2 separate regions of the Homo sapiens genome follow, and region 1 is linked to region 2. Evidence: chromatin contacts called from ENCODE Hi-C or POLR2A ChIA-PET data. All regions are on one chromosome and are shown on one strand. The core of a region is the stretch at or near the end of the contact, and the rest is flanking DNA. Distances in the headings are between cores, read along the strand shown.

Region 1 (5,318 bases), core at 2,272-4,771, 500 kb after region 2:
AGTACTTTCAACAGTGTGCCTATAAATATCCTCAGCCAGAACTATCAGTTCCTTATGTACGTTTTCTGTTTTCCGCGTTCCTGCAGATGACAGTTTCACCACTGTCTTCGTGGGGTTTGTACCTCCTGTTAATAAATTATAATATGTCCCCTTTCCTTCAGACTCCAATAGCTATTTCGTTACTGTCTTTTAAGCCTTCAGTAATGGGCTCTTTAAGGACTTCCATCTCCTGCTTACCACCTGGTCCCAAGGTAAGGCTGCAAGTTTTTCTTAAGGCAGACACCATTTCCAAATACCAAGTTCTGTCTTATTATCTGTTGTTGCATAATAAACCACTATAAAACTCAGTGAGTAAAAACAACAACCATTTTTTATCATATGTCTTGGTTTTTAAAATTTTTCAAATTTTTTATTATTTGGTTTGAGATCGGGTCTTGCTTTGTCGCCCAGGCTGGAGAGCAGTGGCACGATCATAATTCACTGCAGCCTTAACCTCCTGAGGTCAAGCGATCTTCCCACCTCAGCCTCCTAAGTAGCTGAGACCACAGGTGTGTGCCACCATGCCCAGCTATTTTTTAAATTTTTTGTAGAGTCGAGGACTCCCTACGTTGCCCAAGCTGGTGTTGAACCCAGGACTGCATTTATTACCTGGCTTGTGGAATGTGCCCACTCTAACTATGGCAAATGGGGATGTGATGACGCTTTGGATCCTTTAGTATCAATGTGAATTCAAACCCTTGAAAAGTCAGGAATTCCTATTCCCCCAGTTCACCCACACAAATGGCTATATGTCCCTTTGGAAAAAGGACTGGGGGAATCTATCATATGTACTTGCTGTGGGTGATAGAATTCTTCCTGGGACCTGGTCTATCCTTCAGTTAACGAGTTCCTAGCCGGAGTAGTGGCTCGGATCCAGAAATGAGGCAGAATATGGTCATTTTTATTGGGTTGATTGGTCTCAATCTCCTGAAGATCCGTGGTTGATTTCTTTTCTTTTCTTTTCTTTGCCAGGCTGAAGTTCAGTGGCGTGCATCGTCATGGCTCGTGGCAGTCTCAAACTCCTGGGCTCAAGTGATCTTCCTACCTCAGCCTCCCAAGTAGCTTGGAGTACAGATGCATGCCACCATGCCTGGATAATTTTTAAATTTTCTATAGGGATGCGGGGGGTCTTACTACATTTCCTGGGCTGATCTTGAAACAATCCTCCTGCCTCGGCCTCCCAAAGTGTTGGGATTACAGGTGCGAGCCACCCCTCTTGGCCTCGATTTATCCTGATTGTATAATTTGAGTAATATGCTTATTGGCTGCTCATCCAAGATGTCCCTACAGATGCTATGTTCCATTAACCAGCTTCACATCTCTGTGAGTCAGACACCTCTCCCTCTTTCAATCCAAACTTGCCAGCCATTAGAATAATAGCCCACAATCTGCCCTTATCACTGCAGGACACTATCATCCCCATTGTTATCAGGGAGCCCAGTTCTGTACTAGTATCACCAATATCAGCCCAAGGCCACAGGGGACAGCCACACTGACCTTCACAGAGATGCTGGTGCCCCTCATCCCGATGACTTTATTGCTTTATTAAACAGTGTCCTCTGGCCCCTCCCACAGTCTGTCATTGGTGAGTGGGTTTTCTGGCACTCAACAGGGTATATTCACTCTAGAACATTTTCCTAACCTTTTGATCCTTTATTTTCCTGTCTGCCATGGAAGTTCCAGCACTTTCTCTCACATAATGTGGCCATGTTTTCTACAAGCTTCTAAGATCTTGTAGTGTGTTGTCACCAACTCCTAGGTTGCTTGTCAGGGTTAAATCCTGTTTCACAGGACAATGCTCTGTCTTGATTGACCCTCCTTTATCCAGCCTTATCTTCTACTCACTTTGATCCAACACCAAATATCCTGTCTTGGTTTGTGATGGTATATGTCAGCTCAGTCCTACATCTCCTTTTGAGAGCATCAACTCTTCCCTCTTTCAGCAGGCTGGCTCATGTTATGACTCAACCCTACTCATTTATCTGATGGCTCAAACAGGAGGTAGAAGTGGATCTGAAAGGAATGCCTGTGGCCTTGCAAGGCAGATGACTGCATCATCTTCAAGTGAGCGAGCAGTGCTGGTCTTTAACAGGATGAAGTGGGCCACTTCTATAGGCCCAGAGTCTGGGAGAATGTGGGAATTCAGGATGCCACCATGCCATGCCTTAAGGTCAACTTCTTCCCAACAAGGCCCTCTCCTCATTCAACCTCTTCCGAAGCTCTGTTACTCTTATTGTTGAGGCTCGGGCTTGATTCTTAGCCTCTTTTGGTGTTGGCTCATAGAAGATGAGAATCTCTTTATATGGTGTGGAAGAGGCTGTCTGACTTTGCTGCTTGCCTTTAATTGGTGATTAATTAACCTCAGCCTTTTGTTGTCTTCCTCTAGGGCATCCACTGTTGTCAGCAGCAGCCAATTCCCTAATCCTTGTAATTACCACTTTCTCTAGCTCTCAAAATCCTGATACTGCACCTGCCAGTGCATTCCCTTTTACTGGTATCCAACGCCAGCTCACACCGGGAATGTTTTAATACTTGCACCACTGTCTCATGCCAGAGGTATCCATGCTCCATCTATCCCCAGTGATGGGTCTTCAGTACCTGCCTGCCAGTGGGTGATCTGGCTGTGCCTGCGGTCTCATTTTAAAGCCACTTTCCTAGGATCACTTCCAGCACTAGCTGCTGCAGGTCAGATGCCCGGAGACTCTGAGATTTGCATGTACAGTTTATTGAAGAGTGCTCTCAGAAACAACTCCTTTGAGGAAGCCAGGGAGAAAATAGTACTGAGCAGAGGAAAAAGCCAAACTGAAATGCAGCTGCATCAGTAGCCTCAGCTGGCTCCAGGGGGAGCATTGAGGCTGAAAGAGCATTCAGAGATGTACCAATCCAAGGCACCAGGGCTGGGTCTTTGAATCGCTGCATTGAATTCAGTCATTGGATTGTGGGCTACCCTTGAAGAAGAGACATAAATGTATTGAGGCAACTTCCTTTAACCAAGGTCAATTCCAGAAAATGGATTCAGCTGTGAGCCATCAACAGCCAATAATTACTCCCAGCAACAGCCTTGAACCTGAAGGGGGACTGGGTGAGGGGCCATAGTATCCATGGCACAAGTCTCCTAGGAGTGGTTTCTTTTCTTATTATTTTTCCTTTTATATGTATTATTTCTTCCTGTCTTTTTAGGTCATTGTTGTTGTTTTTTTCTTTTTTGTTACACATTTGCTTTGTATACTTTAATTTTTTAAAAAACAGCAAAGTCATTAAGATTTATATTTAAACGACAGAGATTTTGCTATGCAGTTACATGGTTTGGCTGTGTCCACCTAAATCTCACCTTGAATTGTAATCCCAACTGTTGAGGCAGGGACTGGTAGGAGGTGATTGGATCATGGGGGTGGATTTCCCTCATGCAGTTCTCGTGATGGTGAGTGAGTTCTCACGAGATCTGACGGTTTAAAAGCATCTGGCAGTTCCCCTCGTCCTTGCTCTTTCTCTAGGTCCTGCTGCCCTGTGAGGAAGGTGCTTGCTTCTCCTCCTTCAGCCATGCTTGTAGTTTCCTGAGGCCTTCCCAGCCATGCAGAACTGTGAGTCAATTAAACCTCCTTTCCTTATAAATTACTCAGTCTCGGGTAGTATATTTACAGCAGTGTGAGAACGGACTAATACACCTAGTTACTCCTCTTTACATTATTTTCTAAATAGTCTGTATTTGTTGCTTGCTTTTTGACTTAGAAGTTATTTAGGAGAGACTTAATATTTAACCTTTTTCAAGTGGTTGTTTTTTCCAAAGTTAATTTTACGAATTTATGGTTATATCATGGTGTAGTCAGAGAATGTAGCCAACGTAGTATCTGCTTTTGTCATTTATTACAGTTTTCTGTTTTCCATTAAGTTTTGTTTCCATTTTTCTTGCGTATACCAAGGAAGATAAAAAATAACAATGCAGTTGAATCTGACAAACACATTGGTGTGTAATGAAATGTATGGTGTGCAGGATATACAGAAAAAGCAGAGGATATGTTTTTTCCTCTTTGTCTTTCTTTATATTACCAAAGTTCTTGGCACATAAGAAATGAATATGAGAACAGTATGAAAGTGAAGCAGTTCTCTTTATTCCTTTGTGCCTTCTCATACTGATCAGGGAAAAGAAACCAGGATGATAAGTTTTTGCACTGGTGAAACCCTATCTCTACTAAAAATAGAAAAATTAGCTGGGCGTGGTGGCACGCACCTATAATCTCAGATACTCAGGAGGCTGAGGCAGGAGAATCACTTGAACCCAGGAGGCGAAGGTTGCAGTGAGTCAAGATTGCACCACTGCACTGCAGCCTGAACAACAGAGCGAGACTCCGTCTCAAAACAAAAAAATATATATATACACATACATATATATATAAATAATTTCTGAGTATGTATTTATTGCTTTAAAAATCAAGCAACAGAATTGTTATTGTAATAAGCGTGAGAGGGTTTCCCAGGCAACATTGGATTCTGATTGGCTGAGTCAAGGTAAAATGATGCAGCGCACAAGTTTTGTGTTTTAGACTTGAAGCTCAAGTGTACTTACTTAGTTTTTGATCTCGATAAAATAGTCTTAAGGAAAATCATAAAAAATTTTGATTATGTGGATTTTGGCAAAACAGAGATGGAGTGCACATAGGGCAAGAAGTACTCGTGATTCTTGATTAAACTTCCAGTGTTTTGAAAATCAAGTTAAAATTTCTGAAGATTTATACTCCGTTTAATTGTATTAGCACAATTTATAAATTATTGCAACTTTTCACTAAAATCCTGTCCTTCCTCAGTCTTCATTGTATATGTCTAACCTATATTTTTAGAAGAGTTTTATGTGCCAAACTACCAATGATGAGAATTATATATTTCAAACAAATATTCTAAGTTTTTGAAATAAAACCACAAATAAATTACCTATTGTACATAGAATGTTGCCATCTAGATATTTTTCCAGAAGAGTAGAAAGTATTCTCATTTTGATGCAAGTAGCTTGTTTTCCTTAAAGAGGTTGTTGCCCTGTTTGAGTCTATTGGTGATAATTCAAAGTAGGTTATATATTATCTTTAGTTTTAAAAGATTTAACAAATCTAGATTGAAACAGTTTGAAGACTAAATGTTTACTGTAAATATAGTTGTAGAATAAAGAGTGAAGGAAAAATACATCACATATATGGATTGAGGGGTATGTTATCACTAATTTGTTTTTGTTTTTGTTTTTGTTTTGCAATGTGTTTGTACATGCCAGATGAGGTGTCCCTAAATTGGGT
Region 2 (5,757 bases), core at 415-2,914:
CATAAAAATGCACGACAATAAATGAGATAGGAGTGCACTCAGCTACCATATTTGTGATTGTTTTTGAATTTCATGGTAGCAGCAGGTCCTACAGGCAACTTTTGCTTTGCAAACACTTATTCCTTGACTTAACCCAGCACCACAGCAACCATCGCTCACTTAATCACTAGAAATTTGGCAAACCATTATCTTGTTTTTATCAATCTTTAAAAAATGTAGGTAGGCCAGGTGCAGTGGCTGGTGCCTGTATTCCCAGCACTTTAGGAGGCCAAGGTGGGCAGATTCCTTAAGCCCAGGAGTTCGAGACCAACCTGGGCAGCATGGTGAAACCCCATCTCTACCAAAAATACAAGAAGTTTATCCAGGCTTGGTGGTGCGCGCCTGTAGTCTCAACTACTGGGGAGTCTGAAGTGGGAGAATCACCTGAGTCTGGGGAAGTAGAGCCTGCAGTGAGCTGTGATTGCACCACTGCACCCCCAGCCTGGTTGACACAGCGAGACCCTATCTCAAGGGAAAAAATAAAAATAAAAAAGAGGTATAGCTCACATTTATTTTAATGTTTAATATTAGAAGTGTTTTGAATTTTTACTTTGAAGTTCGGTGATGTTTTTGTAACCGGAAATAATGCTGTAGGAACTTAACTCTTTTTTTATATGTCAGCCTATGGCAAATTTGGTTTTGTTATATGTTGTTTTGCTTAAGGTGACAGTTTCCAAGAACCTACTCCGTGAGGACTGGTGAGCTGGGTCAGAGTAAATAGCACAGGATGACGACTGCAAGGACGATATGGGGGCAGCAGGGTTTTAGACATACTTGGAATGGCAGCTTCCTGAGGTAGGCCAAGTATTCTCAGCATAATAAGGGCTACATTTAGGTGTATCTGGAGGAAGACGGTGAACAGATTTCCACGGACGGTGAGTGCACTGGAAAACAGGCAGGGATGGCAAGTACCATAGTGATGGATTGGAAGAAGGTGCACTTTGGGGCATGATTCTACTGGTTAAGCCAAGGGCTCTCGATGAGGTCCGAGGTTCCTGCCCCGGGCACGGAGTGGGTTGGCAGTGACAGCCCAGCCTATTACGTGGGAGTCTCCCTCTTGAATGGCTCCAGGAGGCCCATATCGAGGGTCTGAAAGGCCAGACGGTTATCCGCACAAAAGTATTAAGTTCATTTCAGGGACTGACCCGGCAATGTGCCCGGGTCCTTCCCCTCGGTGCTGGGAAGCCCTGGTCTCCCTGCAGCATTTCACACCTGGCTGGGTCTCCTGACTCGTGGCGTGGGTGAGTGCATGAGCCTCCCTCCTTCGCCTGATCGACGCCTGGGGGCTCCTCTCCCCAACCTCCTCACTCTGCCCACTCTGTCCTCTCCCTCCTTGGGGAGCGGCAGGGGACGCCTAGCCGGGGTCCCCAGGCTCCCGCTCGCAACCCACGGCCTCCTCCGCGGGCAGGGAGCGAACGCCCGGAGGTCGCCCGCGCACAGGGGGCGGCCCGGCTGCAGCGGAGCCGGGGCGGGAAGGCGCAGCCTAACGGTCCAGCTGCCGCGCCCCGCGCCCCGCACCCAGTGCCCCGCCCGCGGCGCCGCAGCCGCCTCCCGCCTGCCCGCCCGCCCCCTGCGTCATGACGCCGGCGCCCAACGCGGAAGCCGCTCGCCGCGCGCCGGGTCCAGCCGCGGGCTGAGCGCGGATCCGCGGCGGGCGCAGGATACGGGCCGGGGCGCGAGCCGAGCGCAGTCTGCCGGGCCGAGCGGGCGGAGCGAGCCGAGTGGGGCTGAGCGCGCCGGCGGCGGCGGGCGGAGCGGAGCGCGGCGCGCCGGGGCCGCCGCCGGGGGGATGCGGCTGCCTCCCCGGGCCGGGGTGTAGAGAGGGCGGGTCCCCGGCCTCGGGAGCACGGCGGTGGAGGGGACATAGGAGGCGGCCATGGCGACCCCCGGCAACCTAGGGTCCTCTGTCCTGGCGAGCAAGACCAAGACCAAGAAGAAGCACTTCGTAGCGCAGAAAGTGAAGCTGTTTCGGGCCAGCGACCCGCTGCTCAGCGTCCTCATGTGGGGGGTAAACCACTCGGTAAGGGCTCAGCTGCGGCGCGCGGTCCCCTTCCTCCTCCTCCTCTTCCTCCTCGTTCCCCTCCTCCTCCGGCTGCAGCTGCTGCGGGGCGGGGAGCCGGAGTCAGCCCTGGACCTCCGGCTGCTCGCCCGCCTCGAAGCCCCCAGCCCCGCGGCGCGTGCCCCCAGCCCTCTGGGCCGCCCAGGCACCACCACTTGCGTCCCCTTTAGATCTATGGCCCGGTGCGGGTCGGGGGTCCCGTGTGCATGTGAGTCTCACGGTGGGTGCCAGTGCCGCCCCCGGTCCGCCCGCCCGCCCGCAGGTCGGTCCCCGCAGCCTGGGAGGTAGGAAGTTTGTGCGGGGCACGGCGCCTCGGCTGTCAGCCCCGGCGGGAGCTGCTGGGGGCCGGGTCCGGGCGACCGCTACCCGGTGTGGGGGCCGCGCGGCGCCCGCGTCTTCCGCTTGCGGGCAGGTGTACCTGTCCCGGGCTGGGCGCGTGCGAGCCTCCCACTGGGGCACTGGGGCGAGGATACCGGAGCGCGAGCAGATTTGGGGCAGCAGCTTTAGTGCTTAGGTCCTTTCTTTTTCCTTTAAAGGCAATATTACTGGGCACAAGTCGGCTTTTTGGCAAAGCAGCAGCCGATGTAAATATGGCTCTGGCGTCGGGCGGCATCCCTGCGCTTCTCCCGCATCGCCCTGCCGCTGTGCGGGCTGGAGAGCCCTTGGCGGGGAGTCTTCCTCCCTTCGTCGCCTCCCCCCACTTTGGGGAGTCAGGCAGAAGTCACCGACTGCGGAAGGGCGGCCGGGGCGGGGACAGCAGGCGGGGGTCCCGGCGGGCGCGGGCGGAGGGGGTCCCGAGTTGGCCGCACCCGCTGTGGGGGGTGTGGGAAAGGCTGGAGAACGCGTGGAAAGGTTAGCGTCACGCACAGTCGGGGATTGGAGGATGCGCCGCTGCGGGCTATGCGGACTGCGGTTCGAGGGTCTGAAATAGCCTCCTGCTGATCTGACAGCGAGAAACTCCTGCAGTTTTAATCCACTTCGATAGGATCAGGAAACATGATCGGAGCTGTTGGCTCAGCCAGGAAAGTTTAAACGAGCTGTGAATTTTGACCATGACCTTAGCCACTGCAGTCACTTAGCATCTGGGGAAAAGTGTAAGTTCGCTTTCCCTGCTTTTGATTTCGATGGATGTCTGTATGTCCTTTTCAGCGTAATGGAAATGACAGAAAACCATGCTGGTTTTTCGGAAAACACACACACAGACACACACACACACACACACACACACACCCTCAATGTAGTGAAGTTGTTTAAAATGCCTAAAAGCATCGTTTTTGTATTTTTCTTCCCCAAGCTGAGCAGGGGGAAGGGCAAAACAGTATCAGGATCGATCGTGTTTGCATGGAGTGAGTGTTTTTGGAAAAGTTGAGAAATGATTATTTTTATCCAGCTTAATGACTGACTCACTGAAGTTCATTTTAACTTCCTGGCAACTTCTTTAGCTATTTGGGAATGTAAGTTGTTACAAGAGCATGCATTACTGCACCAAAAACTCCTCTCTCAAGTTTTATTACGGAAAATGAAATGCAATTTTTCCTAAGTAATAAGTTTACAATGTAGAGTTATGTATAATTTTGTTAAGCTCTTTTATTATTTATGTTAGTAGTTTTTGGGTCCCTTATTACTAGAATAGAAACTTACAATTTAAAAAAAGGATGAATACTGTAGTGCTTACTCATATTTATGGTGCTTTTATCTCCTTTGGAGTTCTGGTGTTTTGGTCAGGAGAGTGTTTCTGTCTCGGGGTTTAATTTAGTAAGGTAGTGTCAACAATATGCTGCCGAAAAAGAGTGTGCTTTCTGGGAACTCGTCTGAATTCCAGTTTGCCTTAAAAAATCTTGTAATTGTGTATGTTTTACTGTAACCACTTACGTTGCTACCTTATATTTATGAATTGCTACATTTGTTTTAGAGTTTCTTGCTAATTGGAAATATTTTGAAACTACTTAAGTGTTTCATAGTGTATGACTTGTAAATAGTACATTTGGTGTTATTTTCTTTTGCTCTCAAGAGAAGTTGGCAGTTCTAAGTATCCACAACCAGAGGAGTGAAGTTTCCATTTCATATAAATGTAAGCATGTTACTCATTCAACAGATATATATTGGGCACATACAGTGCCAGCTACTGTGGGAAGAATTGCTAAAACACCTCTAATATTTTTATCCAACTGTCTTTATTTTGAGGGCTCTGAGTTGACATAAGAAAGGTCTGTTTCACAGCCTTTTTTTTCAAAATGTCTATTTTCTTTACTATATTATTTTTGAAAAAAGAATGGAGGTGTAATATAAACATGAAATCTAAAACCCTTAGATGCCATGTATTTCTGGTTTGATTTCATTTTAGGTGACAATGTCTGATATTAGATAAATGTTTTATATGACCTTCTGTGCACCAAAGTTTATAGTATAATGTGAGAATAAATATGTCAGCAGTCTTAAGAACAAACAAGCATGGTGTTGTATACGAGCATCTTCCACATACTGTGGTAAAACGCTCATTGAATCTGCGCTTTAAGTTTTTCTTAAATTCTAACTGTTGACCTTGGGCATGTTAAGGTCAGGTTTTGGCATCAGTGTTTGCATCTGTGAACTGAGGTTGTTTGGATGATTTCCAAGTCTAACTCAAGATTCTGTTTTTTCAGTCTACTAGGTGCACAGTGTTATACTAGGATTTGTAGAATACTATATAAAAGTTGTCTTACTATTATAACCTTCCAAATGCAGCAACATTCAGGGAATTTTCAAGACCTTGACTACAGGGGAAGGAAATCTATGGTGATTTTAAGAGACTGTGAACTAAGGGTTTGTTATATTGAATGTAGCTGAACTGCATTGCAGTCTATTAAGCCAAAGTCGATTTGATTGAAACATAACAACTTGCAATTAAGGTGAAAATGTTCAAGTCCATTGAGGTGGTAATGAAAATCTTGATTTGGGCAATGGTCATAGTCGGGAGTAAGCCTGCCATTGTGTGGTTAATTTGATATGTTACTGCTTTGTAACTTAAAATACCCATCAGTGAATGGATCAGTGCCAATTTTTAAGTATTTTAAGCAGAGAATATAACTGAATACATAAAGGAAAAGACTTAAGGCAGTTTTGTCTTGTTACATTTAGAATTAAACTAAAAATGATCAAACAGTAAGCGTCTTAAGATGATATTTTAATAGTGTGGGGAGGATGTTGAATGATATGAGCCAAGACTTGTTTTAAATAGATACTCTAAAAGATTTTTATCCACAGTGAAATGTGAGCCTTTTAGAAATTAGTATTTTAAAACCTATTTAAATATCCAAAGGAAAACATTATCTGTATAGAAAAATCTTAAAGCACATAAAACTTGTTTAAAACATGTAGCATTTAGAAGTAGCTAAGTATTGATGTTAGAGGCTTTTGGTTTAAAGCTGTAGAAGTTGAAATGAGCTTTGGCAAAAATGTCAGGTATTGAGGGGTTTGGGGGGCCTATCACAGTAGAAGGAAAGGCTGGTAATGGAACCATGTGAAGAGCTGGGTGCTTGAGTGTGTGGGTGTGTGAGTGCGTGGGACTTTTCTGTACCCTTTGGCTCAGTTCTCCTTCATAGCTGGCTGGTTCCTCCACAGAGCAGGGAATGAACGGTTCCTGTATTTCACATTTTGTCATTTCTGCTCCCCCAAAAGGG

What was found. Hi-C counts contacts between places; a loop is a spot of excess contacts on that map. ChIA-PET counts read pairs that join two places held with the same protein, here RNA polymerase II (POLR2A). Pooled maps may share reads with other maps.
Region 1: a loop to region 2 is called in a map with no recorded cell type, with 2.3 times the contacts of the local background. The contact joins the promoter of EBLN1 here to the promoter of PIP4K2A in region 2. A Hi-C loop is called at or near these places in 4 of 168 maps with a recorded cell type or tissue (B cell, OCI-LY7, ascending aorta and 1 more), 5 of 37 single-sample maps with no recorded cell type and 21 of 50 pooled maps. POLR2A ChIA-PET finds 5 or more read pairs at or near these places in 4 of 52 experiments (SK-N-SH, WTC11, activated CD4-positive, alpha-beta T cell and 1 more).

The regions. Positions count from the first base shown.
Region 1 is chr10:22,216,218-22,221,535 of GRCh38, reverse strand. It overlaps EBLN1 (endogenous Bornavirus like nucleoprotein 1), which reads left to right and starts at 3,521. Exons shown (of 3, transcript NM_001394757.1): 1 at 3,521-3,620.
Region 2 is chr10:22,710,485-22,716,241 of GRCh38, reverse strand. It overlaps PIP4K2A (phosphatidylinositol-5-phosphate 4-kinase type 2 alpha), which reads left to right and starts at 1,664. Exons shown (of 10, transcript NM_005028.5): 1 at 1,664-2,059. The coding sequence starts at 1,916. RefSeq lists enhancers at 802-1,409, 1,410-2,018 and silencers at 1,179-1,848, 2,149-2,228, 2,399-2,518, 2,819-2,928.